4 separate regions of the Homo sapiens genome follow, and all the other regions are linked to region 1. Evidence: chromatin contacts called from ENCODE Hi-C or POLR2A ChIA-PET data. All regions are on one chromosome and are shown on one strand. The core of a region is the stretch at or near the end of the contact, and the rest is flanking DNA. Distances in the headings are between cores, read along the strand shown. Region 1 has its middle 290 kb from the start of QKI. Region 2 overlaps PLG (plasminogen). Region 3 overlaps MAP3K4 (mitogen-activated protein kinase kinase kinase 4). Region 4 holds the start of MPC1-DT (MPC1 divergent transcript).

Region 1 (5,864 bases), core at 1,868-4,367:
AAGTTGATCAGTCATAAAAATTATCAGCAAGTTCATTTTGCCAGTGTTTAGCACATAGAAGGCATTTTGTAAGTACCTCTGAACTTACCAAGTGAAGCACACGAATGGATTCTCCAAGAGCAATGACAGAGCTTAGAGGGGGCTTTGTAGTCTAGTTAGAATCATGGCATTTTATGGACTTCCTCTGTGAATTTGTGTAACTCTCCCAATCTCACTCGGCCTCAGTTTTATTTGTAAAACGTAATAAATATTCCATTATGTATCATGTAAAATGATTCTATTATGTACCACATAAAAATCTTCAACAAAATAGAGACTGTGTAGACTGTAAATGTTTAATATTTAATATATCTGTAGTGATTAAGCGAAGAGCTTTGATCTTAGCTCCACCACTGACTTGCACGTGTCACCTTGGTCAGTCCACTCTTTAGTCCCTTTGAGCCCCGTTTCCGTTGACTGGAATATTGGTGTTGCGGTTCCTCTTTCATGTAGTACATGAAGCACAGTAGACTCAGTGCGTGGTGCTGTTATTTTTGTTGTAGTTGTTACTATTTTGTGCTCTGAGACTAGAACTCGAGGCTAAAATTTGCATGCACCACACTTTGGATTTGCGTGGGTGAGTCAGTGCTGTCCTAAGTGGGGGGTCATCCATTAGAGGCATTCTGCTGTGGCAGGAGCAGCTTCAGAAACACGGCAGGCTAAGGACAATAGTTAGAAAATGTTATCCCAAATCAAGTCTGTTTGCTGCCATGTGTCAGCAAATCTCACGATGAAAAATACCCACATTTAAACATGATTTCTTCCATAGTCATTTGATTTCTAATGAGACAGCTTGTTACTATCTGTTAAGCACTGGATTTTGCAGTTATGTCAGAAGTCCATGTCAGTGACATTAGTTAATCCTCAGTGGATTTGCCTTTAGTAATCAATTGGCATTTAATTAACATGCAAAAACTTCCCTGTGAAACCTAAATTCAATGTGTAGTAAGTCTCTTTGAGATAAGTTAGGGATGTTGTCAGGACATTTCATAGAGCATAGGCCTCCATGCTCTTATTATTAACTTGAATTCCAGAGTTTTGAATATGCACATGAAGACACCAAGTGAGGACTTCGGCGAAGGGCGTAGAGGTATTTTGGTGTGATCCTTAATGTCAGAGTCTCATCTCCCACGTGTCCTTCTCTTATTAATTCTCAAAACACTGAGCTAAGCAGCCAGTTCTCAAAGTGGGCCCTAAGCTAGCAGCATCTATAGCACCTGTTAGAACTGCAGGCTCTTGGGCCCCTCCCAGACCCAGTGAGTCAGACACTCTGGCGGTGCCCCACACCAGTCTGGATGTTCACAAGCCTCCAGGCGAGTCTGATCCTTGCAGTTTAAGACCAAGGAACTAGGGTCTGGTATCAGGATAGGGGATCCAATGAATACAAACCATCTCTCAGAAGCTTAAATTCATTAAGCACCACCTAGAAAAATGTCTACACCCAGAAAGCTGGATCTATTTTTTTCTTTTGTGTCTTTATTATATTTAAAGTATCAGTCAAAAATACCTGGTTCCCATAGTGATGAGCAATTAGGATATAAATGCATGGGTATGGATATAAATTCTAAAATCCTTGCAGGAGTTTAATATTTGCTTTACATTTAATAGGAAAAGAATGCCGTTGTTTTCTGCCTGGGTTGCATTTTTTTCCTTTCCTTTTACAAATTGGTTTAGCCACATCCTGTACTTTATTTGCTCCTCTCTCCCATAACTCTAGAATTAGGGTACATTAGAAGCTATCCGTAAACTCCAGTGAGGACATGTGATAAATTTAAGCTGGAGCATTTAAAACGAGCTGGGAGAGTAGAGAGAGAAGTAAAAGCAGCCATTTGTGATGTGGGTGGCAGTTTTTAGAAAGTGTCTGTGGAGGGCTAGTGGCTTGGCATGAGGAAAGAGAGGCGTTCCTCAGTGTTGTCCACAGAACAGACACTCCTGTGACAGATGTGATCTTCAGGCAAAGTGGTGCTCGTGCACAGGCTTACGTTAGCACACCTGCTGGTGCAGAATGGTAGGAGAAATATTTCCCCAAAGGACAGAATGCGGATGGCTGGACAGAAACCACTGGGGGAAGGTTCCTGGGAGGAATTCCAGAATGTTTTCTCTGGCAAATAGGACAGAGGAGGCAGAAAAGCAAACCGGATCTCACTCCAAGTCTTTATGGACACAGATGGAAAGGAGAGCAGGAAGAAATCACAGGTCACACGGTGGGAGACACGGTGTAGCTGAGGGTAACCTAGTCGTGTTTAGGTGTGACAAATGACTTGCACTGTTTGCCAGACAACAGTGCCCCCCCATCCCCCACGGGGGTGTAATTCCACTAGTGACACTGATTCAGTTTCCAAAAGAAGCAAAACTCTTCTGCTATAAGATTCTTGATTTGTAAGAGTTTCCCCAGCTCAGTGCTTCCCCTTAGCTTTTTCCTTTTTCATCTCTAAGAGGTTATCACTTCTCAAAAACAAGAGTGCTTTGCCACTTCTCTAGTAGCAAGGTATGAAAACATGCTCTAAAATACTTACTTCCTCCAGCTGCACTGCTGCAGGCGGCCGCCTGAGGGATGGAGATGTTCTGGGCTCAGGGTGGACGGGCCTCTAGACAGAGCTATGGACCCTTCTCCAAAGCTGTGCACGAGGGACGTAGATTGGCATAAGATGCTACACAGAAAACCTGTCGTCTAGATTATTCACGTGGTGGAAAACCTCCATTGGGGCATATTACCATAGAAGGGAAAAGGGTCTGTTCTCTCCACCACAAGCAATGGAGAATGTCCCATATCAAAGATAAGTTTGCAGCCAAGGTGGCCTTCATTGGTAACAGGTTCCATAATTGGCAATGATAGGTATTTTCCTTGCCTCGAAACACAGTCAAGAGGGGAGAGTGTGAGAAGCCAGGGACTTAGGACAGGAGGTGAGGTGATGAGTCATTTTGGTTTCTCAGAGCTGACCTCTGTTGTATTTTTATTTGGGGGTTCAGTCTCTGGCTTGAGGGCTCTTCAGAAAGGAGAGCTTACTTTTGTCACGGAAGGAGGGATGGAGACCTCACCCTTTTGCATGGCCAGCTGGAGCCCCAGGTGTCGCGTGTCCAGCTCGTGGGTGGCATGATGTCATGTTTGTTGACCACGTTGGACCTCATTCTGTCCCGAGAACTTAACTGGGCTAGGAGTTGTGAAACCAGATTTCTTGTTATTTGCTTAGACTTGCTTTTTTTTTTTTTTCCCCATATCCACAAAATGAGAATCCTGGGCTTTTAGTATAATAAGGATTGAAAAATGATTATAAAATACAAGGCAAAAAGATCCATGCTATTTAAATGTTTACTATTATTTTGAGATTCATTTTATGTGCCATACTGCTTTACAAATAGTCTGTAATATTTTAATACAGCACTTTATCTTCGTAATCAAATCTTGAGAAGGCCCCCTATAGCTAATCTTTCTCAAAATCGGCTTAATTTATTAGTGGATAACTATACTTAGGCCTCTTTCTAGAACCTTATGAAGTTTGACATGCACTATTTTTAGACATTACGGGTTCTCTTACTGAGACGCTCCAAAGGGAACAGTGGGGGCAGATGTCCTCCAGGAACCTTGGCAATAAATCCCCCTGGGTGCATGACCTGGGGTCACCAAAACTGCCTGCTACCCAGCAGCAGCAGAAGGGAGACCCAGGTTGGCAGCTGGAGTGACTGACAGTGATTTCCTTTCTGTTCAGTGATGAGCCCACCATGAAGAAAGGGCACGAATCTGCTTCCTCTCTCCCTGTCCTGGGAACGGTGCCTGCCCGTGATGGTATCCTCAGGCCCCCCTCTCTGCGCCAGCAAGATGTCCCAGGGGACGTCTGTGCATTCAGCCAGGTGACCACTAGAATAAAATGTTCTCTAGGACCACCTAAGAGGTAACCCTATATTGGAGATACTGAGGAGAGAGGCCGGGGTGGCTGATAGGGTGGGGAGGCACCATCTGTCTGAGTGCACCCTCCCCTGAGACCCTCAGGGTGTCCTGGGGAGACCAGCAGGTTGGAAGTCCTACGCTTTGAAATTTTTAATTAAACAGGAACCTTTGAAGGAAGCTTTTGATTGTTAGTAACATCCTGACTTGCTCCCCCCATGTGACAGGCTCCCCTTTGTGTGTGGCCCCTCCTGAGTCCACATCCTTCATAAGGAGCGGCTTTACCTCCCTTCCTGTAGGAGAGGAAGCCAGGGCTGTGGCCCAGGGAGGGAGGGGAGGCAGCCACTTCTCTCTTCAGTGCAGTTCATTCCAGTTTGGCTCTGACTGTGGCCAAGCAGGGAAGGGGTGCAGGATGGAAGGCAGCAGCGTGTACTTAGGCAGCTCAGTCAATGGAGCCCCCACGTCTCATCCCCTGCCAACCCTGGGCTCTTCCTGGCTGGATCTGGGCAGCCCAGGGCAGAACCTAGAGTCCAGGGCCACTGGTTCTCCTTGCCAGGTCCCAGGACCCAGTCCTGTTGAAATAACAGAGTTGATGGGAATGCTCTTTGCTGGGCACGAAGCACAGGCTTTAAAGGGCTGCCCATTCGCCACCACACTAGATACTCCCTGAAGGCTATGGGCACTTCCTAGCTCCTCAGCACACCCACAAACAGACACTAGAGGTTAGGGAAGGGCGATGCCACTTTCAACAGGCTGTTGACACTTAGCAGCATTTTGTAGACCAGCCTAAATCAGTGGTTCCTGAGCATCCTTATCCTCTCAGAAAGCTGATTTTGAGCCAGATTAGCTATAAGGGCCCTCTCCTTTCAATATTTGATTATGAATATAAAATGTCTTCCTAAAATCTTATAGAATGTTCATAAACTAGCATGGCACGTAAAATGAAGCCAAAATAATGCTCATAGTAAACCTTGTACTTAAATAGCTCAGATTTTTTTTCTTGAATTTTGTAATGATTTTCCAATGCTGCTTATGTAACGGCCCAACATTCGTGCTCATAGATATGGGAAGAAAGTCAGCAAGACTAGGTTTTGGAGACTAGTCTAAACCCAAGTGTGGATCTGGGTCATCTGGAAATCAACAGGCAAAATCCTTGGCTGCACTCAGGCCTGTAGCTGCAGACTCTCAGCCCAAGAGCTTGTGTGTTTGACAAGCACCTCGTGTCACTCACAGGCGTCCTGCTCTGCATCGATATGGAGGAGCACTGGAGATTAGAAACCTCTGGAAAGAGAGGAGATTGCAGTGAAGCCCCGGGGTCCTGGGTGTAGCCAAGGAGGTGCTTCATGATTTTTACTTACTTCCTCATCTCTCCACTCCTGGTTACTTTTTGGACTTCCTATTCCATTTCCTGCTTTCATAGAAGCCTAATTTTTAATATTTAAGTTTCAGTCAGCCGAAGAAAGGCAATCTGTCTTCTCTTTCACACAGTTTATGTCTTGAAGGATTTCTCTAATCCATTCCAGCAGTCGGTTAAGGGAAAGTTTTATTTAACCCCTGCATCCATGCCTACAATTGCTACTTGCCAACATTTCATTACTTCTTGTAGAATGTAAGTGCCTGTTTCTAAAAATGAAAACTTATAGAGATCAGAGCCCTTCATGATACCAGCTCTCTGCTGTGCTTGTGGCCACCCGATGTTGGATACTGGGTGATACTGCAGAGCAACGGAGCATCTGTGGGGAGGTCCAGAATCGAGAATGGTCTGATGAACAAAATATGCCACCAGTCTTGTTTGCAAGGGGGCAGCACGTGATGGAGGAAACAAGGTCCTTTTCAGTTCTTAAAGTCTTCACTGACAGGTCACAGAAGTATAGGGTCCCTTTTGCCTTTTCCTTCTTGGCGATACTTAAGTCTGGCTCAGATGCTTTTGTGTGTTCTTTTA
Region 2 (5,864 bases), core at 1,583-4,082, 3.0 Mb before region 1:
AGAACGATTCAGTTATTCCAGGCTGACAATTCCCCCTTCATCATAATATGTTTAAGAGAATCATATAAGACTATATTTGTTTCAAAGCACTTTAAAAACCACAAGATCGAGTTGGGTGTCTGGTGTGGGTGCCTGTAATCCCAGCTACTTGGGAGGCTGAGGCAGGAGGGTCACTTGAGTCCCGGAGTTTGAGGCTGCAGTGAGTTATGATCGTGTCACTGCATTCCAGCCTGGGCGACAGAGTAAGACACTGTACCAAAAAAAAAAACACCAAAAAAACAAAAAACAAACAAAAAAAAAACAACTTCACAATGTCAAAAAAATCACAAATACAGTTTATAAATGTAAATTATATTATTATTATTGTCTTCTTTGATTTGATTTTCTCTTTCCTGTTGAAATGTTGTTTCACTAAGCCTGACAAAGTGAAACATTTGCTTATGTCACTCATTTAGTGCTGTTTGGAGCCAGATACTAGTTGAGTCAGCTAAGAAACAGCTATTTGTAGGAGAAGCAGGTTTGGGACAGGTGACAAGGCACGCAGGGCGCTCGCTGTGCTGGTGGTTCTGGAAGACAGGGTGTCAGTGTGGACAGGGATGAGCATGGCCTGGATGAGAAGGCACGGGGCAGGAGCCTGAGCTGCTCTCCTGGGCCTGGCCACAAGCCCAGGGCAGCTTCTCTGGGTCTGTGAACTGAGGGGTGATGTCCTGGGATGCTCTGACACTCTAGAAGGAGAGAAGAGCCTTTCCAGCTCAGCCTTTATAAACAGTAGCTGATCTCCCTCCTGCTCCCCAGTGTCCTCCCCGCCATCCCAGCAAATGTGCAAATAGAAGGTCCCCGTTCCTCATGATCCTCAGAGAGCTGGGGTGTTCTGATGGCTTGAACAAGTAATTTGGAAATTTTGGGTTTTGGAGGAGTTCTCTGATAGGCTGATACATTTCGAGTTTAGAGTTCCCACCCCACATCCCCACACCCCGAGTCTAGGGCATTTAGTGCTCCACCAGGGAACCTGTAGAGTGAGGACGTCTGCATGACAGGCTGGGCCTTCTGATGATGCTCAGAAGCAGAAAGTGTGCCTGCTTCAAAGTTGGTGACGATGATGTTTCTTGATCAGAATAGGGCATTTCTTATTTCCAATCCTTTATCCTCTTGAACTTACTAAAGTAGAATCAGGTCTAAAAACCGGAGTTCTAATGTTTGAGAGTCCCTGGGACTCTAAAGTATATGAATGTTCTTTGAAAACAAATACCATTTTGTTCAAGCAAAAGGCTTATTTCCAATCCTCTTTCATTTGGTATCAAGTATTTTACTGGATTCTTACAACTATGGCGTAGTAACATTCACTGAGGAGGAAATGGAGGATCCAAGGATGGAGCAAGTTGCTCTGGGCACACAACACATTTGCAATTTTACAGCCTCTTGGTGGCATCTCAGTCAGACATTCCATGCACTGATCAATGCCCTATTCGATTAATGTAAAAGGACACACTCAGCATGAGATTCCAGTTGTGCACAGAATATACATGAGAAGTGCGCCTTTGTCATCCCTACTTTCAAAGGTGAAGGCCACCAGCAGTATCTTGCATGCAACTGATGCCTTTCAAATGAAACCTTACATCTGCATAGTCCATAGACAACCACAGGCAAATGTGAGGGTGAAACTCTGTGTTCTACGTTGCTCTGTGTCAGTGAAGCAAGGCAGTGCCAGTTCAGAGGGCTCTGGGGCCTCAAGACAGGGATGACTGGTTGTGGGTACTGCAGCTGCGAGCAGAGCAGTCAAACATAACTGCTGATGCTTTTCTTTCAGTCCTGCCGTCATCACTGACAAAGTAATCCCAGCTTGTCTGCCATCCCCAAATTATGTGGTCGCTGACCGGACCGAATGTTTCATCACTGGCTGGGGAGAAACCCAAGGTGAGATAAATTCCATTGCCCACATAACGAATTGGTTTTGACCTACAGTCCATGTGACAAAATGATCATTTTGGAGAAAGCTGTGCAAATTCCTATCCATGAATGTGGTCCACCCCACTCCTGATTTTGCCTGGGCACCTGTCTATGTCTTAATCAGTCTTCAAGGCACATGATCAAAGGGAGGAAAACTGTGTCTTTGAGTCTCTCTCTCTCTCTCTGTTTTCAGAACATTTTTATTTCAATTAATTAATTTTTAACTTTTATTTTAGGTTCAGGGGTACATGTGCAAGTTTCTTGTATATGTAAACAGTGGTTTGTCATGCAGATTATTTTGTCACCTAGGTACTAACCCTAGTACCCAATTCTTAGTATTTCCTGCTCCTCTCCCTCCTCCCACTCTTCTCCCTCAAGTAGGCCCCAGTGTCTGTTGCTCTCTTCTTTGTGTCCATGAGTTCTCATCACTTAGCTCCCACTTATAACTGTGAACATGTGGTATTTGGTTTTCTGTTCCTGTGTTAGTTTTCTAAGAATAACGGCCTCCAGCTCCATTCATGTTCCTGTAAAAGATATTACCTCATTCTTTCTTATGGCTAAACAGTATTCCATGGTGTATATGTACCACATATTCTTCATCCAATGTGTCATTGATGGTCATATAGGTGATTCCATGTCTTTGCTACTGTGAATAGTGCTGCAATGAACATTCATGTGCATGTGTCTTTAGGGTAGAATGATTTATATTCCTCTAGGTATATCGCCAGTAGTAGGATTGCTGGGTTGAAAGTTAGTTCTGCTTTTAGCTCTTTGAGAATCACCATACTGCTTTCTACAGTGGATGAACTAATTTACAGTCCCACCAGCTGTTAGTGTTCTCTTTTCTCTGCAACCTTGCCAGCATCTGTTATTTTTTGACTTTTTAGGAAGCCATTCTGGCTGGTGTGAGATGATTTTTCATTGTGGTTTTGATTTGCATTTCTCTAACGATCAGTGATATTGAGCTTTTTTTCATATGTTTGTTGGCCACAGGCATGTCTTCTTTAGAAAAGTGTGTTAGTGTCCCCTGTCCATTTTTTAATGGGGTTTTTTTTTTCTTGTAAATTTGTTTAAGTTCCTCATAGATGCTGGATATTAGACCTTTTTCAGGTGCATAGTTTGCAAATATTTTCTCCTGTTCTCTAGGTTTTCCCTTTACTCCCTTGAGAGTTTCTTTTTCTGTCCAGAAGCTCTTAAGTTTAATTAGATCCCATTTGTCAATTTTTGCCTTTGTTGAGATTGCTTTTGGCATCTTCATGAAATTTTTGCCCGTTCCTATGTCCAGGATGGTGTTACCTAGGTTGTCTTCCAGGATTTTTGTACTTTTGGATTTTACATTTAAGTCTTTAATCCATCTTGAGTTGATTTCTGTATATGGTGTAAGGAAAGGGGTCCAGTTTCCATCTTCTACATATGGCTAGCCAGTTACCCCAGCACCATTTATTGAATAGGGAGTTATTTTCCCATTGCTTGTTTTTGTCAGCTTTGTTAAAAATCAGATGTCTGTAGGTGTGTGGCCTTATTTCTGGGCTCTCTATTCTGTTCCACTGGTCTACGTGTCTTTTTTTTTTTTTTTTTTTACCAGTACCATGCTGTTTTTGTTACTGTAGCCCTGAAGTATAGTTTGAAGCCAGGTAATGTGATGTCTCCAGCTTTGTTCTTTTTGTTTAGGATTGCCTTGGCTATTCTGGCTCCTTTTTGGTTATATATAAATTTTTGAAGTAGTTTTTTAATAGTGCTGTGAAGAATATCATTGGCAGTTTGATAGGAATAGCAATGAATCTGTAAATTACTTTGGGCAGTATGGCCATTTTAATGATATTGATTCTTCCAATCCATGAGCATGGGATGTTTTTCCATTCATTTGTGTCATCTCTGATTTCTTTGAGCAGTGTTTTGTAATTCTTATTGTAGAGATCTTTACCTCTCTGGTTAGCTGTATTCTTACATATTTTATTCTTTTTGTGGCATTTGTGAATGGGACTGTGTTCCTGATTTGCCTCTGGGCTTGGCTGTTGTTGGTGTAAAGGGATGCTAGTGATTTTTGTACATTGATTTTATATCCTGAAACTTTGCTGGAGTTGATTATCAGCTGAAGGAGCTTTTGGGCTGAGACTATGGGGTTTTCTAGACATAGAGTCATGTCATCTGCCAACAGGGATCGTTTGATTTCCTCTCTTCCTATCTGGATGCCCTTTATTTCTTTCTCTTGCCTGATTGCTCTGACCAGGGCTTCCAATACTATGTTGAATAGGAGTGGTGAAAGAGGGCATCCTTATCTTGTGCCAGTTTTCAAGGGGAATGCTTCCAGCTTTTGCCCATTTAGTATGATGTTGGCTGTGGACTTGTCATAGCTGTCTCTTATTATTTTGAGATATATTCCTTCAGTACCTAGTTTATTGAGAGTTTTCAATATAAAGGATGGTAAATTTTATCAAAATCCTTTTCTGCATCTATTGAGATAATCATGTGGGTTTTCTCTTTAGTTATATTTATGTGATGAATCACATTTATTGATTTATGTATGTTGAACCAAGCTTACATTCTGGGGATAAAGCCTACTTGATCACGATGGATTGGCTTTTTTATGTGCTGCTGGATTTGGTTTGCAAGTATTTTGTAAAGGATTTTTGCATCAGTGTTCATCAAGGATATTGGCCTGAAGTTTTTTGTTGTTTTTGTGTCTCTGCCAGGTTTTGGTATCAGGATGATGCTGACCTCATAGAATGAATTGGAGAGGAGACCCTCCTCCTCAGTTTTTTTGAACGGTTTCAGTAGGAATGGTCATAGCTCTTCTTTGTACATCTGGTGGAATTCAGCTGTGAATCTATCTGGTCCTGGGCTTTTGTTGGTTAGTAGGCTATTTATTACTGATTCAATTTTGGAGCTCATTATTGTTCTGTTCAGGGAATCAATTTCTTCCTGGTTCAGTCTTGGGAGGGTGTATGTGTCCAGGAATTTATCCATCTCTTTTAGGTTTTCTAGTTTGTGTGCATGGAGCTGTTTGTAGTAGTTTCTGATGGTTATTTTTATTTTTGTGGCATCAGTGCTAACATCCCCTTTGTCATTTCTAATTGTGTTTATTTTGGTCTTATCTTCCTTTTCTTCATTAGCCTAGCTAGCAGCCTACCTATCTTATTACTGTTTTCAAAAAACCAACTACTGGACTTGTTGATCTTTTGAATGAATTTTCATGTCTTGACTTTCTTCAGTTCAGCTCTGATTTTGGTTATTTCTTGCCATCTGCTAGCTTTGGGGTTGATTTGCTCTTGTTTCTCTAATTTTTTCCATTGTGATGTTAGGTTCTTAATTTGAGATCTTTCTTCTTGATGCTAGCATTTGGTGCTATGAATTTCTCTCTTAACACTACCTTAGCTCTGTCCAAGAGATTCTGGTATGTTGTATCTTTATTCTCATTAGTTCAAAGAACTTCCTGATTTCTGCCATAATTTCATTATTCACCCAAAAGTCATTCAGGAGCATGTTGTTTGATTTCCATGTAATTGTACGGTTTTGAGTTATTTTCTTAGTCTTGACTGGTATTTCATTGTGCTGTGGTCTGAGAGTGTGTTTGGTATGATTTTGGTTCTTTGGCACTTGCTGAAGATTGTTTTATGTCCAATTATGTGGTTGATTTTTAGAGTATGTGCCACATGGTGATGAAAATGTACATTCAGTTGTTTTGGGAAAGAGAGTTGTGTAGAGGTCTATCAGATCCATTTGGTCCAATGCTGAGTTCAGGTCCTGAATATCTTTGTTAATTTTGTGCCTCGATGATCTGTCTAATACTGTCAGTGGAGTACTGAAGTCTCCCACTATTATTTTGTGGGCGTCTAAGTCTCTTTGTAGGTCTCTAAGAACTTTATGAAGCTGGGTGCTCTTGTGTTGGGTTCACATGTATTTAGGATAGTAGATCT
Region 3 (5,864 bases), core at 1,480-3,979, 2.7 Mb before region 1:
TTGTTTTCTATCTTTATGCATTCTTTTTTGTTTTATTTAGTTCAGGACCGATAAAATATGCTATATAAATCTATGAGTGAAACAGAAGACTTTATACCAGAAGACATAAATCAGGCAGGCCTCATCCACTTACCTACTTTTCCAAGACCTGGTCCTATTCATTTCTTATATAAAACTTACCAACTGATGTTCACAGCATCATGAATGCGGATAGCTAATAGTCTACTCTAGAATACAGAATGTGATACAGGCAGTGATTTTTCTGTCCCCACCAATTGAACTATATACTTAACAAGAGTTTCTGGTTTGTTCCTAAATCTATTTAGATCTTTACTTTTTAATTGTGATTGTGTAACTCAGTAGACTATTATACAAATCTATGAAATGTGAGTGTGAAAGAGAATTGTAGCTTCTACATAAATTAACTTGGAATGCTTTGCAAAGTGTCAGTATAGGTGAGTAACATTAAAAAAAAATTGCCTTCAAATTAGGTGTAAGAGAGAACTGTGAAAGCTTAGGAAGAAAAATCATGAACATCCAGAAAAATCGCTCTACAAAAGTCTTTAAATTCTTGTTCTATTTTAGAGAAATAGAGTGGAGATTGTAGATGATGCATTGTGCAACATCTGATAAGCCAGAGAGTTGACTCGGAACTTCCATCAGTGGACCCGCACTAAAAGACAAGGCTGTAGCCCTCATTAAAGTAGTGGTTGATTAAAACCCACTCATGGGTTTAAAGCAAAAATAAAATGTAAGGTTTGTATGTGTGGCAGTTACATATTACAGTTTAACAAACCATACCAATGTTTAACAGCTTAAAATAAAAACCATTTATTAGCTGTCATGGTATTGAGTGGTTTTTCTGCTACTTACGGTGTTGGCTGCAGAGCAGGGACAAATGGAGATCCAAAATAGCCTCACTCATAGGGTTAGCAAGTTAAGTTGGTGCTGGCTGTCAGCTGGGAGCTCCCCAAGTTTGGGCTAGCTAGCTTCTCCTTCATGCACTTCTCCACCTAAGTTGGGCTCCTTACCTGGTGGCTAGCTTTCCCAGCAGTACACAGGTGGCCTTCTTAAGGTTTAGGCCCGGGACTGGTCCAGTGTCATTTTTGCTACATTGCTTGGGTTAAAGCAGTCACAAAGTCATTCCACATTCAAGCGTAGATATGCAGGTTTGTGACCATGAGGAGGCCGGTTTCATCAGGGACCCCCAAAGTAACAGCTGCCACAGTATATTTTTTTTGTCTGCATGTTTCATTGTTAATGTTTTTGTATGTATGTTTAATTAACTGTCCAAGCACAAGTTCCAGTGGCATTGGATAAGACTTCTAAATTAAAGTGTTTACAAGAAAACAATAATTTGATTAAAACTTGTATTCTTACTAGTAAGTGTGGGGGCGTAGGGATTTCATTATTGGCAAAAATCAACAATCCTTCATTCTTGTAGCCTTTAAAAAATATATTTTAAAAATAGTGAAATGTTATTGTATTTTAAAAGGATTTGGATAATGATTAAATCCAAAGTATAGAAGATAAACTTACTTGATTTGTTTATTCAATCAGCAAGTAGTTTTGAACACATAATCTGCACCAGCCACTGTTCTAGACACCGGAGAAGCAGTGGTAAGGATGACAGGCTCCTGCTCTTCAGTAATTGTTGGGGAGATAGCTTCTTATTCATTTCCATAGGAAATCTTTTTTTTTTTAAATCTACATTTGTTTTAAAAAGATGAATTTTCATTAAAAAACAAGTCTAAATGTCTATCTTGAAAAATAAGCAAGATTAGTTAGGTTTGTAAAGACCCTATGCTCTGAAACAGTGCAAAAGTTAGATAGTACATGTTGGATAAGCTCGAGGTTTGACCGTTCACCTGGAGGTGAGCTGATAAATGTTCAGCTGTAGATTGATGATAAAGATAACTAACATTGATAAATTGACTCGTGTAATATGGATAACTTATTAATAAATTGGCTCTTGTAGTATGAACCAAACATACAACCTCAAACTGAGCTTAGCTCCCTTTGATTAATACTTCAGGCCAAGCAAGCTATACACATTGTTTAAAGAAAAAGGAAACCTAGAAAATCTATCCCTTCTGCCTATGTCCCTCCTCTCTTTCCCCCAATAGCAGAAATCTCCCTAATACTTATTACCTAATAGAGAATAGGTGGAGGTGGATGAGAGAACTTCATACAGATGAATATTATACTTCACAAGTGGTTAAAATATCCATTTATTTCGAAGGATGTCGCTAAATGAAGTGTTTTGGGTTTTTTTGGCGGGGGTGGTGTTGGGGGGCAGGGGTGGCTTTTGCAGAACCACAGATGTTTTCAGACTCATCTAATCCGACTTCATCATTTTACAGATAGCTATTTCAGGCACCATTGTGGTTTACCTAATATGTCAGAGCAGAACTATTTAACCCTAAGTAACTTGAATTTTTGTTTTGTTTTCTTTTCACACATTTTTCCTCTAAAACCTACACCAAACTCCCTTGGGTTGAGTTCAAGACATACTTTGCCTAGACCAGACTGTAGTGTAATAATAGTACTTTAGCAGGGTTTTATGGTAAAAGAGTGAAATGTTTTACGTGACTGTCAGAAGTTTAGTACCAGAAAGACATTTCACATTTGCATGTTATTAAACACAAGTAAGACAAATGTTTCAGGGCAGCTGATGTAGACCTTGTACTACTTTGCTCATCCCAAATCATTGGTATACATGTAAACATTCTGAACTGGTCGGCTGACCACATTAGCTCATCTCACATGAACGATTACAAAATGAGGTTTTGGATGCTTACGGTTAGTTAATTGAAATGATGCAAGTTCTTTTGAACTTACCACTAGTATTTTTCTGGATTTTGTGTATAAGTGTTTTGTTTGTTTGTTTGTTTGTTTTAAAGAAAAAAGAATAAAACTTTGCTTGATTTCTTTCCCTCCTATTAATATGTTACTTCTAAGCTAAGGCCCTCAAACTAAGTTTTCTCTGGCTGCTTTTAATATTCTTCTCTTCGTCATTGGTTTTCAGCAATTTGGTTATGATGTACATAACAACAGACTGGGAGTTTTCTTTATAGTTCTTTAGCTCAGAGTTTGTTGGATCTGCGAGCTTATGGTTTTCTCCAGATTTGAAAAATTTTCAGCCCTTCTTCAGAGATTTGTTTCTGTGCCTCCCTTCTCTAGTTTTGGACTCCAGTAACACATGGTTAAACTGCTTGATACTGTCACACAGGGCACTGGTACCCTGTTTTTTTATTTCTCCCAATCTTTTTCTCTCTGATTCATTTTCAATAGTTTCTGTTGCTGTGTCTTCAAGTTCACTGATGTTTTTCTGCTGTGTCTGGTCTGCTGTTAAACCCATATTTCAGATATATTTTTTATCATTATAATGTCTACTTGAGTCATTTCTGGTCTGTTTCTTTGGGTTTTTCTCCTGGTTTGGATCATATATTTTTTTCTTTGGTATTTTTGTTTGTTTGTTTGTTTGTTTGATTGAGACAGGGTCTTGCTTTGTCACCCAGGCTGGAGTGCAGTGGTGCCAGCTCAAGTGATCCTCTCGCCTCCGTCTCCTTGAGTAGCTGGGACCACAGGTGCATGCCACCACACCTGGTTAATTTTTTGTATTTTTTGTAGAGATGGGGTTTTGCCATGTTGTCCAGGCTGGTCTCAAACTCCTGAGCACAAGCAATTTGCCCACCTCAGCCTCCCCAGGTGCTGGGATTACAGACATGAGCCATTGCACTTGGCTGGTAATTTTTTGATAGGATGGAAAACGTTGTGAATGTTATTTATTAGGTGCTAGACTCTTTTTAAAAGAAAGTTTCTTTAAATACTGTTGGATTTTGTTCTGACATGTAGGTGTTACTAAGTTGCTTGGATGGAATGTAAACCAGTATCTTTTCCAACAAGTGAGAATACCATGTTGACTGCATTAAGTAAATCCTAAGAAAATATTAAATTCATTTTAATTACGAATTATAAGTATAGTGGCTGGTAGTACCATATGACATTTTCCTAACTCGTTTTCTGTGATGCTTAATGGGTAAGGAAGGATAAAATATACTGTGTTTTGTCTTATTTTAATATTTTGTTTATGACAGTATTCATCTTCGTTTCAGTGTGATTTTTAAATGTTTACTGCTAGAATAATTAGATAATTTAGAAATACTTTGAAGTCAGTAGTTGTTCATTGTGTCTATGTGAATGTATAAGGATAAGACAGATGACTTTTGGTTTTGTAATAAATGCAGATCGGAAAACAAGGGACTGTTAGCTTCTATAGAATTATTACAAGGATTTATTCTTGTACTTTTATTTGACAGTACAGCCACATTAATTTTTCCATGTGTAGAGAAATAATTTGTCTACAGTTGGAGGTTAGCACAACACAAATATTCTTCTGGGTCCCCAATGTAAAGTCTTCATAAAAGTTAGCCTTTTTATTATATGTACTTTCTTAGACCCTCTTTATCTGCTAAAGCACAGGACTCAATTCCCATGGCATGTAGATCCCACAAAGGTACTTCTTTATTTATTTTTAAAAAATCAGCTGTGCTTGTCTTTTTAGATCGTGACGCTCCTCAGGTCGGGGGGCTTGATATTTGGATCACTGAGGTTTGATATTATCAGTCCCTCCTCACAACAATTCTCCTCCACTTTCACTCTGCATTGCATTAATTCATCATCCACACAGTACTGCTAGATACTAGCAAAACAGACCATTTTATATTTTTCGTAGCCCTTTGTTTCCATTACTTTAATTTTAAAAACACCTTTACAACTGAATTTCCTGAAATGGTTAGAATGTAGACCTTTAAAATTCCAGATTATTAGTCTTAATAGTCTTAGAAAGATTCAATAATGGATGCTTCACCCACCAGGACGGCTGAGACATGGCCTTAGCTTCTGAGTTCACATTCCTCCTCACCACAAAGGATGTGTTTTGAAAGAGATTTTGTTTGCTATTTCGTATCTGACTTCATTTTTCTAATTATCCTGTTATTCACTGCTGTCTGGCTTTGATGTATTTAACTGACTAAACATTTATGCTATAGTTTCCTGGCAGTTACCATTCTTATGTGTTAAGTGCATTATTATGAAAAGCACTGAATGAGAGCCCTATGCTGGACAGTCCTGGAGATTCAAAAGTAATAAAATATAGTCTTTTCTTAGTGTTTCCTTTAAGTATATTAAGTGTGGAAATTAAATGAAAACAGAAACCTTATAATATTGAGTTCGAAAGAATTCAGCAGATGTTTCAGATGTTAAAAGTGCTTCCAGGCCTACACCATGCTCAACTCCTAGGTGAGCTTCTCTCTTAAGGTGAAGCAGATAGATGAGCAAGAACTCAGGTTCCCTCACTGAGCACAGTGACCTCCCAAGGCCTGTGATATGAATGGTATCAAGCATTTAGTGAACACTTACTATATTCTGACTCTTTTGTTAAGTGTACATTATTGGGTTTAATCCTCATAGGAATAAGTATTTATAAGTCTAAGTATTTATTATCCTTATTTTGTAAATGTACACAGAGAGAAAATTTGTCCAAGGTCCACCCAGCTAATAGGCAGTACAGCTAGGATTTAAACGTGGGTCTACTACACCACCAAGGCTATGCTGCTTTTCATTCCAAACAGTGTTATTAACCACTGCAACACATGGAAAATAAATAAATGATTTTGGTGCTTATAGCCATGTTCTTTAATCAGTCAAATCAACTATTACACAGTGAGTATAGAAGAAGTGGGTGTAAGAAATTTCAAGTTAATCTGTAAGATTACACTTTATTGTGTGATGTTATGAGACTTAAATAATGTAGTTTAAGGAAATAGGTGCATTTAAAACGTATTTCTAAATTTGCACAT
Region 4 (5,864 bases), core at 1,694-4,193, 2.7 Mb after region 1:
TTCACATCCCTTATCCAATTTAATTTTCTTGATAACCCAAAAAGAGCATTATCATTAAACCCATTTGATGGACAAATAAAGTCTGCTGGGATCAACTTGCTGGGGATCCTGGACTGTAAGTCATTCTTCTGAATCTTAGTGTGGTGCTCTACCAGGCAACACTGTTCCGAGTAATGCAATTCTCTTCTTTTCCTTATTTAGTCAAAGTGTAATTGAATTAAATACTGGAGAAAGTATAAAAATTTAAAGCTACATAAAGTTAATTTTAGAAAAAAAGGTTAGATGATATACTGAAGTATCCTATTGAAAAGCCTGGCTCTTGGAAACCCATTTAGTAGAAGAAAATATAACACTTAGAAAAGCAGAACTCTCTTCCTTGAAAATATATTTAACAAATTCTTCCTATGTAATGAAACTGTTAGGGCCGGGCATGGTGGCTCACACCTGCTAACCCCAGCACTTTGGGAGGCCGAGGTGGGCGGATCACCTGAAGTCGGGAGTTCGAGACCAGCCTGACCAACATGGAGAAACCCCGTCTCTATTAAAAATACAAAATTAGCCTGGCGTGGTGGTGCATGCTTGTAATCCCAGCTACTTGGGAAGCTAAGGTAGGAAAATCACTTGAACCCAGGAGGCGGAGGTTTGGATGAGCCAAAATAGTGCCAGTGCACTCCAGCCTGGGCAACAAGAGACAAACTCTGTCTCAAAAAAAAAAAAAAAAAAAAAAAAAGAAAAGAAAACGGTTAAGTAATTATCAGCATAATTTTTATATAGCTAGGTGTCATAACTGTATTTTTAATTTTACCACACAATGTTATCCTTAGCTGTACCTATTAGGAAGGCTCAGTATCCAACACATTAGTAAAAAGCTAAAGTAATATTCAAAGCTGTAGAGAAACTTAACAGCAAGGATTGAGAGCATACCCTCAGACTGCTACCTTGTTCACATTTTTACTACCATTAATCTGATACATTGCTGTGCTCCACAGTGCTAAACACCCATCTTAATTAATAGTAGTTCTATTTAAGCATAGAAATGTCTTTTTTTGAAAGTCAGAAGTGAAGCTTCTGTTTACAAGTTTACCATATGGCAGACTGAATTATTTTTCCTACCCTACTGCTCTATAAAAGTAGAAGTAAACAGTATTTGCAATAAAATTCAGGATTTAAAACTTTTTTATTGCTAAAATCAAGTTGCCTTCATACTATCCCTTTTGTGTGGTTATAACAGGATTTATTCCTCCTCAGCTTTCATCTCTTTACCTCTTGACCACACTATTAACTACCGAAAAAAAACCGCAGCTGTACACGTACCTAGGTTTTAAAATCATACACTGAAAAACTAACTAAAATTACACTCCTAAATAACCTAAAACTGCTTCAAAGTTATATTCAATATTTTGAAATAAAAGCAAGCGCCCCAAGATGAGAGGTGCAAATAAATTATAGAAAGTGTATTTTCAGGCTTTCCAACCGCGAATGCTCTTTGTTTCTAACTGGAAAGGAGGAGTTAACAGAAAATAGAACAAGAAGAAAAAGTATGACCTTAGAGACACGTCACTTTACTTTGGTTGACAGAATTTCGTATATAAAAACATCTTAAATTGTACTTCCTCCCAAGCTTAAAGTCCTTAGAATGAGAAAACCGAAAGGCGAACCCAAGGCCAGCACATTTTATTTCCGCTGTCCCAGAAGCGCGCTGGGCGCACCCGAAGCTCCGCTCCAACAGCGCCGCGCCGCGCTCTCAGCAGCGCCTCCCGCTGGCGTCTCCCCACCCCACACCCAGGTCGCCGCCTCTGGCACACCTGGACGGCCGCAGGTGACCGGCGACCCACTCCGAGGATCTGGTAGAAACCGGCCAGGAAACCACTCCCGCCCGGAGGAGCGAGCCACTGTCAACTGGCCCGGAGGGACGTGCCCACTGCCAACCATGGGAGAGGAACGAGCCTCTGTCACCCCTGCCGGGTCACCCTGCCCTGAGGGGCGCCCACTGTCACCCCTGCCGGGAGAGGCGTCCCCATGGTCACCCTGTCCTGAGGAGCGCCGTCGCTTTCGTCCCTCCAGGTCCCCACTGCCACTCTGGCCGGGAAGGGCGTCCACTGTTATGCCTACCAGGAGAGGCGTCCCCAGTGTCACCTTGGCCAGGAGGGACGCCCACCGTCACCCACTCCCTGAAGGGGACTCAATGTCACCCCTGCCTTGAGGGGCGCCCACTGTCACCCTGCCGGGAGAGGACACCCACTGTCACCCCCGCCCTGAGGAGCGCCCACTGTCACCCTGCCGGGAGAGGACACCCACTGTCACCCCCGCCCTGAGGGGCGCCCACTGTCACCCCCGCCCTGAAAGGCGCCCACTGTCACCGGCTCTCTACGCCGTCCGCTTCGGGGTGTGGCGGTCCGGGAGGGATCCGGGTGGGGCCCCCCTGACAAGCGCACCCTCTCGCCTGGGCCCCGGCCCACCCGCTGCCCGGGGCCACCGCGTCCTCGCGGCCGCCCTCGTCGCGGACTGCACGGGTCGCAGCCTCCCGGGAGCCCCTCCGGGTTGCGGGGTTCGGCCTGCGGCGCTCGTCACCTCATGAGGTAGTCCCGGAAATCCTTGCTTCGGACATAGTCCGCCGCTTTCCGCACCAACGCGCCCGCCATGGCTGTGCCGACACCAGACCCCGAGTGGTCCCTGCCTCTGCTGCCGCTTCCCAGAGCCAATGACACCCCGGCCAACCCCCCGGCAGCCGACGGCGAGCCAGCCCGAAGGCCCGCCTCACGACACCCGGCCACGCCTTACGGCCGCGCCGCGCCGCCCGGCTCTCGGCCAATGACAGGGCGCAGGGCCAGAGATGGTGGCGCGGACTGGCTGGCTCGTGCCGCACGCCTCCTTCCCGCCCTCGGTGGCGCACGGGGGCGGGGCCCGCTGCCGTAAAACGGCTGGGGCTGGGCCGGGGCTGGCAGGCGGTTGCTAGGCTCCAGCGGCTCCCGGCCAGCGGGGACGTGGAGGTGACATTTCTCTGACCCACAGGACTGTGGGCGCCCTGCCGAGCGTCGCGCGGTCTTGGGGCGACCTGCAGTGGGGCCCCTGCGGCGCAGCGCGCGGTGGGACTGGCCGGGTTCCCGCGCCGCCCAGGGCCTGTGTCTGCGCCGGTTCCTGGCAAGGGCACCTTGGCCGGGCGGCCCGCGTCCCCTGCGCTTCCCACACCCACGTGGGCGGACCCGGCCCGCAAGCTGGGCCAGCCTGCGGTTTCCGGGCACTGGGGAGTGCGCAGAGCCCCGGGCCAGCGACCGCAGCCGGGGCCCCTGGCTTCTCCCGAGCACTTTCCCCCGGACCGGTCCCTCCAGGGTGGCGGGCGGCACCCAGGGCCGGCGCTCCTCACCAACGCGCTGCAGCTACGGGCTCAGGAGGGAGCCGCAGCGTCGGAGGAGGAAAGCATTTAAGAATAGCACAAAGCCTTAGGCTCGAGGAAGCGTGACTGCTTACGTGTTGAAAATAAAGGTTCTGTAAGTCCCACCGCGGGTGCATATTGAAAAGAAAGGGATCATTAGCACGCGACCCTCGCCTAGGAGTATATAAACCGCAGCACGACTTTCGGATCACAAAGGCAGAGAAAAGAACACATTGAAGGCTTTTGCTCACTTTTCCAAGTTGTTTCGTTTCGTTTTGTTTCTAATGTGGACGATCATTTAAAATGCCTCTGGTGGCCGGGCGCGGTGACTGACGCCTGTAATCACAGCACTTTGGGAGGCCGAGGCGGGCGGATCACCTGAGGTCAGGAATTCGAGACCAGCCTGGGCAATACGGTTAAACCCCCTCTCTACTAAAAATAAAAAAATTAGCTGGGCGTGGTGGCATGTGCTTGTAGTCCCAGCTACTTGGGAGGCTGAGACAGAAGAATCGCTTGAACCCGGGAGGCGGAAGTTGCAATGAGCCAAGATTGCGCCATTGCATTCCAGCCTGGGCAACAGAGCAAGACCCTGTCTCCAAAAAAAACAAATAAATATAACAAAATTCCTCTGGTAGCCGGGTGCGGTGGCTCACGCCTGTAATCTCAGCACTTTGGGAGGCTGAGGCAGGTGGATCACTTGAAGTCAAGAGTTTGAGACCAGCCTGGCCAATATAGTGAAACCTCATCTCTACTGAAAATACAAAAATTAGCCAGGCGTGGTGATGCGCTCCTGTGATCCCAGCTACTCGGGAGGCTGAGGCGTGAGAATCGGTTGAACCCGGGAGGTGGAGGTTGTAGTGATCCGAGATTGTGCCATTGCACTCCAGCCTGGGCAACAGAGGGAGATCCTGTCTCTAAAATAAAAAATAAAAGAAATGCCTTTGGTGAACAGGAATTCTCAACATTAGTGACCCGCAGTGTATTAGTGTTAATAATGGACATCCCCTTTGATCCAGCAAGCCCATCTAGAGATTTCCTAGGATAGACAAGCCAGTTTGTGCAATTTCATGTGTACAGCATTGTTTTTAGTATGGAAAGATTAGAGTTTACATATCTACCCATAGGGAGAGAGTTAAATAAATTATGGTGCATCCGTTTAGTGGATTAGTATACAGCCATTAGGAATAAAGGAATTCTTTATGTGCTGATATGAAATATCTTTTTTATTTTCAAGAAAAAAACCCAGGTTCTGAATAGTGTATAAAGTATGCTACTCATTGTGCATAGGGACAAAGAAAATATATACATTCATGTTTGCAAAGATACTGGAGAAATGTTAGTAGTGGCTGCCTCTAAGGATGACCAAGAGTGACACTGACTTTTCATTGTATCTTCCTTTGTTCTTTTTGAAATTTGTACAGTCTACTTATGCTATCTATTCAAAATAAGTGGTGTTAAGAAGAAATGCCTTTGAGAATGAAAATGGTAAGCCCTTGATTGAGTGGGGTTCATTTTCTGTTAGGATCGTGGTCTCTATTGGTCACAGCTGACCTTGATCGTCACTGAAAGTGTATCTCATTACACAATATTGCAGTCTTGAACACCAGGAAGGTTGTTCTGTTCCACATGAACATGCTTCATGATGGGGTTAGGAATGTACAACCTGTGAAAAGTGAGGGAGTCTTGATTATTAATAATAATATTATTAATAGCTACCTTTTCTTGATCATTAGGCACTATTTGTACATTATTTCTCCTTCTCACATCAACCCAGAAGGTAGGTATAAGGAAACTGAGTGGCTTCTTGAATGAAGCCAAACTGCTCTGCAAGATTGGTGGAAAAGGAGACTCTCCATGTGCTAACAGGTTCCTGGATCTCATAGCTGCTCTGTCTTAGCCCTTAATATGTTTCTTTTCCTCATGGATGGTGGTTCTGAAACCTGAGCTGTCAGAAGAATCCTTGGCAGATTCCTAGATCCCAGCCTCAGACTCAGAAGGTCTGGAGTTGGGGCTGAAAGCTGCGTGGCTAATGGGCACTGCAGGTGACTCTGAGGCTGCTGGTCAGTGTCTAGCACTTGGAGAAACTCTACTGAGGGCACCTGCCCCTAATGCACTGTTGCCACCACTGGGCTGGGGTCAAGAGGCTTTACTTCCCACATTTGGGCCTCAATTGGGACCTCTGAGCTTTCCACTAGTTTCCGTTCCATGAAGGAGTACAAATTGGAGTATGTAAAGACAAAAGACATACGTAAGTGGATAATTTGGGTTTGAACTAAGTTCTCTGCGACTCTCAAAGCCATACTTCCCCCATGTTGCCACAAAAAGTATTTGTTTCATGTTGCCATGTATCTCTTACTTCAAATATGAAGCAGGAATGTGATCTAAAGCATAAGAACATAGCAATAGATAGACCCATGTACATGATTTCGTAAAACTTTAGAAAGGCCAGTCCTACATGGTTTGTCCATATTTGGACGGTGTGTGGAATGCA

What was found. A loop is a pair of places that touch in the nucleus more often than their neighbours do. ChIA-PET counts read pairs that join two places held with the same protein, here RNA polymerase II (POLR2A). Pooled maps may share reads with other maps.
Region 2: a map of OCI-LY7 shows a loop between it and region 1 (6-fold over the local background). The contact joins two enhancer-like sites. A Hi-C loop is called at or near these places in 1 of 168 maps with a recorded cell type or tissue (OCI-LY7), 6 of 37 single-sample maps with no recorded cell type and 3 of 50 pooled maps.
Region 3: a loop to region 1 is called in a map with no recorded cell type, with 11 times the contacts of the local background. The contact joins two enhancer-like sites. A Hi-C loop is called at or near these places in 8 of 37 single-sample maps with no recorded cell type and 5 of 50 pooled maps.
Region 4: a map with no recorded cell type shows a loop between it and region 1 (10-fold over the local background). The contact joins the promoter of MPC1-DT here to the enhancer-like site in region 1. A Hi-C loop is called at or near these places in 3 of 37 single-sample maps with no recorded cell type and 2 of 50 pooled maps. POLR2A ChIA-PET finds 5 or more read pairs at or near these places in 1 of 52 experiments (T-cell).

What each region holds. Positions count from the first base shown.
Region 1 is chr6:163,705,614-163,711,477 of GRCh38, forward strand. No RefSeq gene overlaps it. Among named protein-coding and RNA genes, the nearest start is that of QKI, 290 kb to the left of the region's middle. RefSeq lists enhancers at 1,169-1,238, 2,721-2,840. Within about 2 kb of position 3,118, at least 7 of the 41 ENCODE cell types and tissues checked have a DNase peak (open chromatin) inside an H3K27ac peak, as active enhancers do; they include OCI-LY7, where a contact is called at or near this core.
Region 2 is chr6:160,739,504-160,745,367 of GRCh38, forward strand. It overlaps PLG (plasminogen), which reads left to right. Exons shown (of 19, transcript NM_000301.5): 17 at 1,808-1,914. Among named protein-coding and RNA genes, the nearest start is that of PLG, 40 kb to the left of the region's middle. RefSeq lists an enhancer at 2,855-2,924. Within about 2 kb of position 2,833, at least 2 of the 41 ENCODE cell types and tissues checked have a DNase peak (open chromatin) inside an H3K27ac peak, as active enhancers do; they include OCI-LY7, where a contact is called at or near this core.
Region 3 is chr6:161,026,967-161,032,830 of GRCh38, forward strand. All of the region lies in intron 1 of MAP3K4 (mitogen-activated protein kinase kinase kinase 4), which reads left to right. Among named protein-coding and RNA genes, the nearest start is that of MAP3K4-AS1, 38 kb to the left of the region's middle. RefSeq lists an enhancer at 2,446-2,545. Within about 2 kb of position 2,730, at least 2 of the 41 ENCODE cell types and tissues checked have a DNase peak (open chromatin) inside an H3K27ac peak, as active enhancers do.
Region 4 is chr6:166,380,235-166,386,098 of GRCh38, forward strand. It overlaps MPC1-DT (MPC1 divergent transcript), which reads left to right and starts at 2,944. Exons shown (of 1, transcript NR_189630.1): 1 at 2,944-5,864. It overlaps MPC1 (mitochondrial pyruvate carrier 1), which reads right to left and starts at 2,706. Exons shown (of 5, transcript NM_016098.4): 1 at 2,572-2,706. The coding sequence starts at 2,642. RefSeq lists an enhancer at 1,849-2,028 and silencers at 2,389-2,488, 2,639-3,378.